Linked DNA regions of Homo sapiens: region 1 is linked to region 2. Evidence: chromatin contacts called from ENCODE Hi-C data. All regions are on one chromosome and are shown on one strand. Each heading gives the region's core, a stretch centred on a gene start or an enhancer-like site at or near the end of the contact. The rest is flanking DNA. Distances are from core to core; before and after follow the strand shown. Region 1 overlaps EPB41L5 (erythrocyte membrane protein band 4.1 like 5). Region 2 holds the start of CCDC93 (CCC complex scaffolding subunit CCDC93).

Region 1 (4,334 bases), core at 1,640-4,139, 2.2 Mb after region 2:
CTTTCTATACTTTTATAAATGTTACAAATTCCCGAAAGAAGGGAATTTCTTTTTCTGGGGTTTCCTTCAAACTCTTGGCTCCACCTAGCGGTTCTATTTGTTCATAACAACTTCATAACAAGCCTGCCTCTGGTAGTCAACAGCCTTTTGAAAGCTATTTCCATCTAGTATCAGGGTGAGAGCATCCTTGATCTGGCTGCCTGTTAGAGAAATTGCACTTTTCCTGACTTACCTAGAAATCAAGAATTTAGGAAATTAATGTGGACACTATAAAGGCAGACTTAGGGCCAACTTTTTTTTTTTTTTACAATTATTACAACACTAAAGAGAAGTTTAGAATATAGAGAGTTTTTAAATGTCTCCCATTCTTTTGATTTCTTACTGTACTGGCTATCTTAATATTTCAAGTTTACATCAAGATAAACCCTGAGAAGAACTACGGAGAAATCAAATAAAATCCTGTCATATTTTTTTCACCCTGCCTTTCCACAGGAAGCACTCACAGGCACCACACACGTATCATGTAACTTATCAGTGGGGTGGGTTACTGTTGAAGAGACCCTGGGGCATTTACCTCAGGCATCTGCACTCCTCCGAGCCCGGTGGAGAATGCAGGCTGCTGTAGTCTCAGGTAATGAAGGCACAGCACAGCAGTACTCCACATTGTTTCCTATTTGGACATAGACTTCATTTCCTTTCAGTATAAGCTGAATAAATTTAGAGCTTTCAAACTGGAAAAAAAAATGAAACAAAACAAATACACCAAGACCAAAATAGGCAATAGGAACAGGGGTGAAGGGATGTTGTTTCTTAAATACCTACCATGTATGAAGCTATACACAGCATATACCGAAAGAACCTGCATTGCACTAGGAATTCTGTGTTAGTTTAAAAGAGATCTCTAAAACTTCCCCATCCCTTTGGGCCTGTACAAAGAAATTCTGGATGTTAAAATAATATATACTCATCACAGAAAAATAAAGTATAGCAATGTCCATCTGTAATTCTAATACCCAGAAATAACGCTATTTAGCTTTATAATTTTCGAATGAACAAGGTAAACCTCGGTTGCCATGGGGAAGAAGGATGATGTGGAAACCATATTGGTAAAGTTGTTAATCCCTCGTTATGGAGAACTGATCTTAAGCTATACCTCCTGGAATTTGCTTTCTAGTTTTCTGTCCTGCAATATGTATATAATTAAGCACTAATTTGTACTGCTTAGCATAAAAGAACATCCAGTCTTAGATCCTTAAAACTTCATGGATTGGACTTTCCTGGGCTCCTTATAACATAATCGTGTGTCCAGGCAAACGCACACTAGTGTCTGACTGGAAAGCTCAGGAATTTTAATCTTGCACTGTTTCCCAGGGAGCTGTAGTGATTGGAACCCACGTTTGCACAAAACATTTTTGCAGAAGGAAAGTCAACACTTCTTGCTGGCTGCCTCCCCTTAGCCATTATGCTAAAAACAGCTTCTGAGTTTCACTGGTGGGGCTCTTGCCAGTTCTTAATTATAGGACATATTTTCTCAAAGCTGAAGGTGACACCTAGAACCAGGGGCTTGACCCAGGACATGATGGAATGAGCATCAAATTTTCAGTGTCTTGGCAACCGTAGATGTCCTACAGGGTTACCGTTGTGCTGCTCACCACAGAGCAGCTGAGGCATTATGCCTTGGAAGACCTAAATCTCCCATCCAGTTCAGGAGGTGACAACATCCTTATTTTAAACTTCCTAAAATTAGGAATTAGGTAGTTGGACATAGTCTGTGACCTTTATGTCGTTGGATACCTGTATTCTTGACAGTTAGAATATTGGTAGGGACTTTGTTAAAATTCACTTGAATTTCAAGCTCAGAGGAAACTTTGTCTCATGCCCTGACATGAAGTGGCAAACACGGAAGTTCATACTTGAATGCTGAATTGGCCCCGACAGATTAAATGCGTGTTGGGGATTGGTTTCCTGTCATAGCTGCTGCTGCTGCCATGCGCAGAGCTGCTGTAACAGCTCTTCCTGTTCTGCTCCCCTGAGAACAGTGTGGTGGGGAGAGGCAGGGCTGAGGTGGTCTACGAATGTGGCAGGTAGGGAAGGGGAGATGTCTGTCTCTTGAGAAGAGAGAGGCATGTGTGCCGGCATCCTTGATGGGTTCAAAGAGAAAGGTTGGAGATGATAGTGGGTGAGAAGCAGGCTGGTGAGACTGGGCTGAGGTTGGAGAAGGGGCAGCCGGGGGCACTGCTGAGGGTTTGCCGTGCACGCCTCGGACGGAGCACGGTGGGGTGGCGGGGAGCAGATAGTGCTGCCTCCCTGCGGGCAGACAGGAGAGGAACCTCAACTCAGTCCATTTCATAGCCCTGATAGGGGAAGTGGGAGTTGACAGGATGGTTTAAAATAAGACGTGAAGGTTTCAGTTACCTGCTCTAGACTTTGCCTGAGAACTTGTAAATTAATCAGTGAGACCTAATTTGTGACATGTCAGTAGCATCATCTTTTGACACACAGGAGGTCATGGTCATTTCATTCCTACTCTTCAGGAGACACTGCTGAACAGAGGAATGATTCTGTTCCTTGTGTGCTTACTTCCTTAACATTTATACATTGTTTTAAGAAAAAACTTTTAAAAATATTTCTTATAGTCTCCTAACATTTGTCTCTAGCCTTTGCCTTTGTACAATCACAGATATCCTATGGAGATTTAAGGATGAAAGCCCTGAGTTGTTCTTGGGTTCTTGGATCTGGACTACTTGTTATCTTATGCTTCTCACTTCTGGCTAAAACTTGCACCTCTTCTTCTCTTAGCTAAGCCCCAAAATGAAGATTTCCTTCAGAAGTCTTGTTAGCAGAATTATTTATCAGTCACAGAGAGAAAAATCTGCTATTTTTCTAAGTAAGAGTCTCGAGAAGCAGAGTTTTTGTCTTGTCATTGAGAGGAGTCAGCAGTCTTGTTCTGTAAAGGACCAGAGATGGTAAATACTGTCCCACTCAGCTCTGCTGGCGCAGTACAGCAGCAGCAGCCCCAGCACAGCTGTGTTCCTGCGGAGTCCCCTTTACAAAGCCGCTGACCCCTGATGTGAAACTTTGTAGAGCAGCAGAGTGGCTGCGTGAAACGGGAGGCTGGCAGGTCCTCAGATAGGTTCTGCAGTGTTACCTGTCACTTGGAGGCAGCCAACACTTCTGGACATTGCATCCTTATTCACACATGTGGCAGCTGAACGAGGTGCTGTTGTGGGTGTCTCAGCTCTGAGGGTCTTTGTGAGCTCCCACTGTTGTGGGTGTCTCAGCTCTGAGGGTCTTTGTGAGCTCCCACTGTTGTGGGTGTCTCAGCTCTGAGGGTCTTTGTGAGTTCCCACCAACTTTTAATTATTCATGCCCTTGACCATGTGGTTGCTTGGAGACCTGGGGTCTTCTGCAGACTGAAGAAGACACATTTCTAGATTATTTGTCCTTTTTATCCTCTCAAAAATTTAAACACTGTACCTCTTCAGTGGTCAGAAGAAAGTTGGAAACTTTTCCTACATATTAGGCGTTAGTATGAGGACATTTGTTTGAATTATAGAAATTTGCCCTGAGCTGAACTGGGTTGTGTTAACACATTGGTAGAGCTATGATTCCTTCCCAGTTCTAAGAGATACGATCTGTAAGTCCCTATGTCACCACATTGCTTGAGATGATCATTCAGTTACTTGTCAGGATTTCTCCTCTTCAGAGAGATTTTTTTTTATAGCACAGATTCCTTTGCCCCTTTTATCTCCTTATCTGGATATGATAAGTGGTTATGAGGGTCTCACTAACTATTTTGTGTTTACCTTTTATATGTGTAAAACTTTGCAGTAGCATTTAAAGTGTAATTTATTTTTCTATCAAGTGCACTATTCATTTAGTGTGTTCCAGTTTTATATGACTTGTATTAGAAACACTGCACTGAGTTGTTTGTACACTGAAATGAGAACTCTAGATGTAACTCTATTCAAATAAACCTTCGTGAGACATTCATGTTTTTGTGCACTGTTTCTGTTTCTTGGAACTGTGATTCCTACATGCTGACCTCAACAGAGTTAGACCAGATCCACTGTTGGTACAAACCTGAGGAAGTGAGCAGAAGCAGCCGCACTGTTTTTAGGTTGATTTCCATGTTTTTGTGGTGTAAATTTGGGAGTAGGGGCATTTTCAAAGGTTGAAAACCTCATTGGTCATCCCCAGCATATCCTGGAAGGCACGGTGGTCATTCCAAGGACAGCATGGTGCAGTATCACCACAGCTTTGGACATCGGATCTGGGCTCTACTGCTTAATACCTCAGGTTTTTTGTCTGAAATGGCACATGAAGTGTGTGTC
Region 2 (4,092 bases), core at 740-3,239:
CAGGCCAAGTCTAGCTATCTTTGTAAAGGGTTAAAAAGAATGAATTCGGGCAGGGCAGTGGCTCACATCTGCAATCCCAGCTACTGGGAAGCCTGAGGCATAAGAATTGCTTGAACCTGGGAGGCAGAGGTTGCAATGAACCGAGCTCACGCCATTGCACTCCAGCCTCGGTGACAGAGTGAGACTCTGTCTCAAAAAAAAAAAAAAGAATGAATTTAATGAATTAACTGGTCTAGTGACATCCTAATAACACAGACTATCCATATTTATATTTACTAGCTTCTGAACTAAATGATGATAAGTTATTGCTTGACCTGGTGAGTGTGGCCTCTTAGCAGTCAGTGAAAGTTTAAACGAAGGACATACAGCAGCAGGTTGCTCTTCATTAATTAATTTATTTATTTTCCCCCCAGAAAGACCTCCACTGATAGTACTGTGGAATATTGGGTTGGACGGATTTAAAGTAGAACGTGGGAGACCAGACAGAAGTCTACAGCAAAAGGCCAGGCAAAAACTTGATGAGAGCCTAGAATACAGAAGTGGCAAAAAAGAAAACTTCAAATGTCACAGTACAAATCCTATTGTTCACTATCCTGGGTCCCATCCCAGGCAACGTGCATGTAAGATTTTACCTAATACAGGGGTTCTGACAACATTATGCTTGTCAGGTTTTCTTAAGACAACAAAATGGACTTGCATTCGGGGAGCACACACTGACAAACAAATCTGTCCTTTCAGACTATATATATTCCCAGCTTCTGGACACAGAACACAGTGATCCCTCAATTAGTGGATACTTGTGATATGAAAGAACTGAGGATTTGGGAGGAATGCAGAGGAGTAACATTGGTCACTGGCAGGTAAGTGTGAAGGGACGACTCACCACGTCAAGCAAGCAGTCACCCTGCCCAATGCCTGCTCCAGAACCTTAGGAAAAAGGCAGAGGTGCGGCGTGGCTTCCATTTCTCTCCAGAATCCAGTAAACTAGACTAGCCTTTGAGTAAAATCAACTGAAAGGGACGACAGATGCAAACTACCTATGAGATGCTAAGTGGTATTTGCAGCCAAAAGAAAATGAATACACTTTCCCTGTATTCCCAGCAAACGTGGAAATCCGCAAACCACTCATGACCCCCTCCCTAGCACTAAGTGAGTACTTAACAAACACCTTTGGAAAAGAACCCCGCCCTCTTCTGGAGAAGCCGCAGCCTTTCCGCCCAGAGCCGGGTCCCCCGCCACACAGCACCCCTGGAGTGCGTCCCACCCCGAACGCCCCGGCGCGCTGACCCAGCGGGACACCTCCCTGGTGCGCGCAAGTCTCCCAAACTTCCTCCCGCCGCCCCGGCCCGGGTCCACGCAAGGAGGGTGGCATTCCCTCCCGACAGCAAGGCGGGTGGGGCGGGCCGCCGGGACTCTGCGGGGTGGCGGTAGACGTCCCAAGGTCACCACCCGAGCCCGAACCGCCTCGGAGAGCGGTCTCGTGACTCCAGCGCCCAGCAGCCTCGGCCCTCGGGGCTAGCCCTGCGGCGCGGGGTGGGGGAGCCCGTCCCGGACAGGGAGAAAGGTGGGAGCCCAGGACCCCGCGGCGCGTGGGGCTGCGTCAGAGCAGGTGTCGGGCTAGGAAGGCCACCTGCGCCCCAAGAGACCCGGGAGCGGCTTAAGTTTGTCCTCACCCGCCCGCCGCCCCCTGCCCATGCAGGGGTACCTGCTCCCCGCCTCCAAGAAGAGGGTCGGCGCTTCCCTGAGGTGGATACGCCTGAGGAAGGGGGCGGGGCGCCCCTAACGCACCCAGGGCCCGCTCAGCCCGCCGCCCCGCGGCTCGGCCCTCTCTTCAGGAACCCCGACGTGTCAGGGAAGGAGGAGGCGTTCTTACCTCCGGGAGACCCTGGCCCTCCGGCCCCCTGGGCAACCCCATGATCCGACCGGGCTGTCGTAAGGCGAGAGCGAAGCCCGCCAAGCGTCCGGAGGAAGCTGTCCCTGCCGCGGAGCTGCTACCGGGGTGGAGTACAAAGCGGAAACTCCCTCTGCCGCCGCCGCCGCCGCCGCCGCCGCCTGCCCGAAGCGCCGCAGCCGGGCAGAGCATGCGCGCTGGGGCCGGAGCGCGGCGCCACTGCGCCTGCGCCACAGCAGCCCGGGGAGAGGTGGGCTGGGCTGCAGGTCCTGGCGTTGTGCTGGATCATCGCGCCCGTACTCTGAAGTTTTCTCCGTGGCGCTCTTTGAGAGGGGTTCCTCCTGCATCTTGAGAATATTTTGCATTTCGGCTCCCTTCTCTTCTCGCTGCCATCGGATGCCCCAAATAGGTCCTGTCCCCTCGGTGAATCAGACTTCGGAAACCGCCTCGCTTCAGGGTCAGAGTCCAAGTACAGATGAGCTTGAGGATTCTGAATGCACGCCCGGCTCTAGACCTTACAGACACACGCTTGGACAGACTTCTCCATATACGACCCAGGAACGGACCCCTTGAGAAGGGATTCTTCAAGCCCGCTGCCCTCTCCAGCGTCCTGGCCAGTGGCATCGCGTTCCCAGGAAACCTCGCTTCAGATATTGCCCACCACCCCGCCCTATTCACGGTTCCTGGGTCTTCCTGGAGGAATGACATCTCAGAGAATGCGGACTCCTATGTTCATGTCATTTGAGCCGCCGCGTCCCTTATTTGATGTACCCCTTGTTGGTCCCGGAGGATGGCAACTAGACAAAAGGTCACAGGCCCCCACACCCGCTCCATAACGGCTTCTTGGCTTTTTGTTTCTTTTAAGCAATGAGGAAAGAGATGACTTTCGTGAAAACTTTTGCTGGAGAAGAGATCCTTCCCTCTGTATATGTGTGTGGGATGGGAAGTGTCAGACTCAGACCTTTAGTTCCTTGAGATCAAAAAGGTTTCGTGTTTGCTTTCGTCTCTTCTTTGCATCCCTAGCGTCTTTAAAAGAGTAGGCAGGCGCGGTGGCACATGCCTGTAATCCCAGCACTTTGGGGGTCGAGGCGGGAGTATCACTTGAACCTAGGAGTTGGAGACCAACCTGGGCAACATAGTGAGACCTCCATCTCTACAAAAAATAAGAAAATTAGCCCGGTGCCAGTGGTCCCAGCTAGCCGGTAGGCTGAGGTGGGAGAATTGCTTGAGCCAGGAAGGTTGAGGTTGCAGTGAGCTATGATAACACCACTGCACTCCTGCTTGGGTGACAGAGCAAGACCCTGTCTAAAAACTATATATATATACGTGTATATATATATATGTGTGTATATATATATACGTGTATATATGTGTGTATATATATACGTGTATATATATATGATGTTTTCTATTTTATTTTATTTTTGCACCTTTTGTACTCCTCCTGGAGTTCATCCTGACAGACAGAGGTTTGTCTGGAGCCAGAGCTCACAAATAGTTGGAACTGCCCTAAGGATGCCATTTTGTTCTTAAATATAACTAGCAAATATTACTCAAAGCTGTGCACGATCCCCAAACCCTGGTCCCCAATAATTTGAATAATCTGAATATGCAAGTTAAGGTATTGAGATGGGAACCCTCCTGTGTGGTATATCTTGCTCTTATCCTTTGTGAAGCCAATAAACTTCAATTTCTACTCTCATAACTTCCCAAATGTGTTGTTTTTGTAGTTTTAAAACTGTCATTCACTGAAATGGTATAGGTTGATGGGGAATGGAGAGTGATAATAATTTGTGGCCACTGTTGAGTGACCAGACAGGTACTGATGCCTAGGAACAGGTAGTAAGATCTCACATAGCAGGCAAGCCTAAACAGCTGTATATAATAGCAGCCTGGAGAATAACAGGACTCAGGCCACACCCTGAGTTCCCTGTTATAATGCTTTTGCAATGTTTTAAATAAGCATGAGTAGCTAACTTCCTCAGTAAGAAACTGTCCTTCCCGAGCGCGGTGGCTCATGTCTGTAATCCCAGCACTTTGAGAGGCCGAGGCGGGTGGATCACCTGAGATTGGGAGTTCGAGACCAGCCTGACCAACATGGAGAAATGCCGTCTCTACTAAAAATACAAAATTAGCCGGGCGTGGCAGCGCATGCCTGTAATCCCAGCTACTTGGTAGGCTGAGGCAGGAGAATCACTTGA

What was found. A loop is a pair of places that touch in the nucleus more often than their neighbours do. Pooled maps may share reads with other maps.
Region 1: a loop to region 2 is called in a map of CD8-positive, alpha-beta T cell, with 8 times the contacts of the local background. The contact joins the enhancer-like site here to the promoter of CCDC93 in region 2. A Hi-C loop is called at or near these places in 2 of 168 maps with a recorded cell type or tissue (CD8-positive, alpha-beta T cell and naive thymus-derived CD4-positive, alpha-beta T cell) and 6 of 50 pooled maps.

The regions. Positions count from the first base shown.
Region 1 is chr2:120,175,127-120,179,460 of GRCh38, forward strand. EPB41L5 (erythrocyte membrane protein band 4.1 like 5) reads left to right here. Exons shown (of 25, transcript NM_020909.4): 25 at 1-3,993. Among named protein-coding and RNA genes, the nearest start is that of TMEM185B, 46 kb to the right of the region's middle. RefSeq lists an enhancer at 2,008-2,107. Within about 2 kb of position 2,890, at least 2 of the 41 ENCODE cell types and tissues checked have a DNase peak (open chromatin) inside an H3K27ac peak, as active enhancers do.
Region 2 is chr2:118,012,081-118,016,172 of GRCh38, forward strand. It overlaps CCDC93 (CCC complex scaffolding subunit CCDC93), which reads right to left and starts at 1,990. Exons shown (of 24, transcript NM_019044.5): 1 at 1,874-1,990. The coding sequence starts at 1,915. RefSeq lists silencers at 1,478-1,527, 1,998-2,197.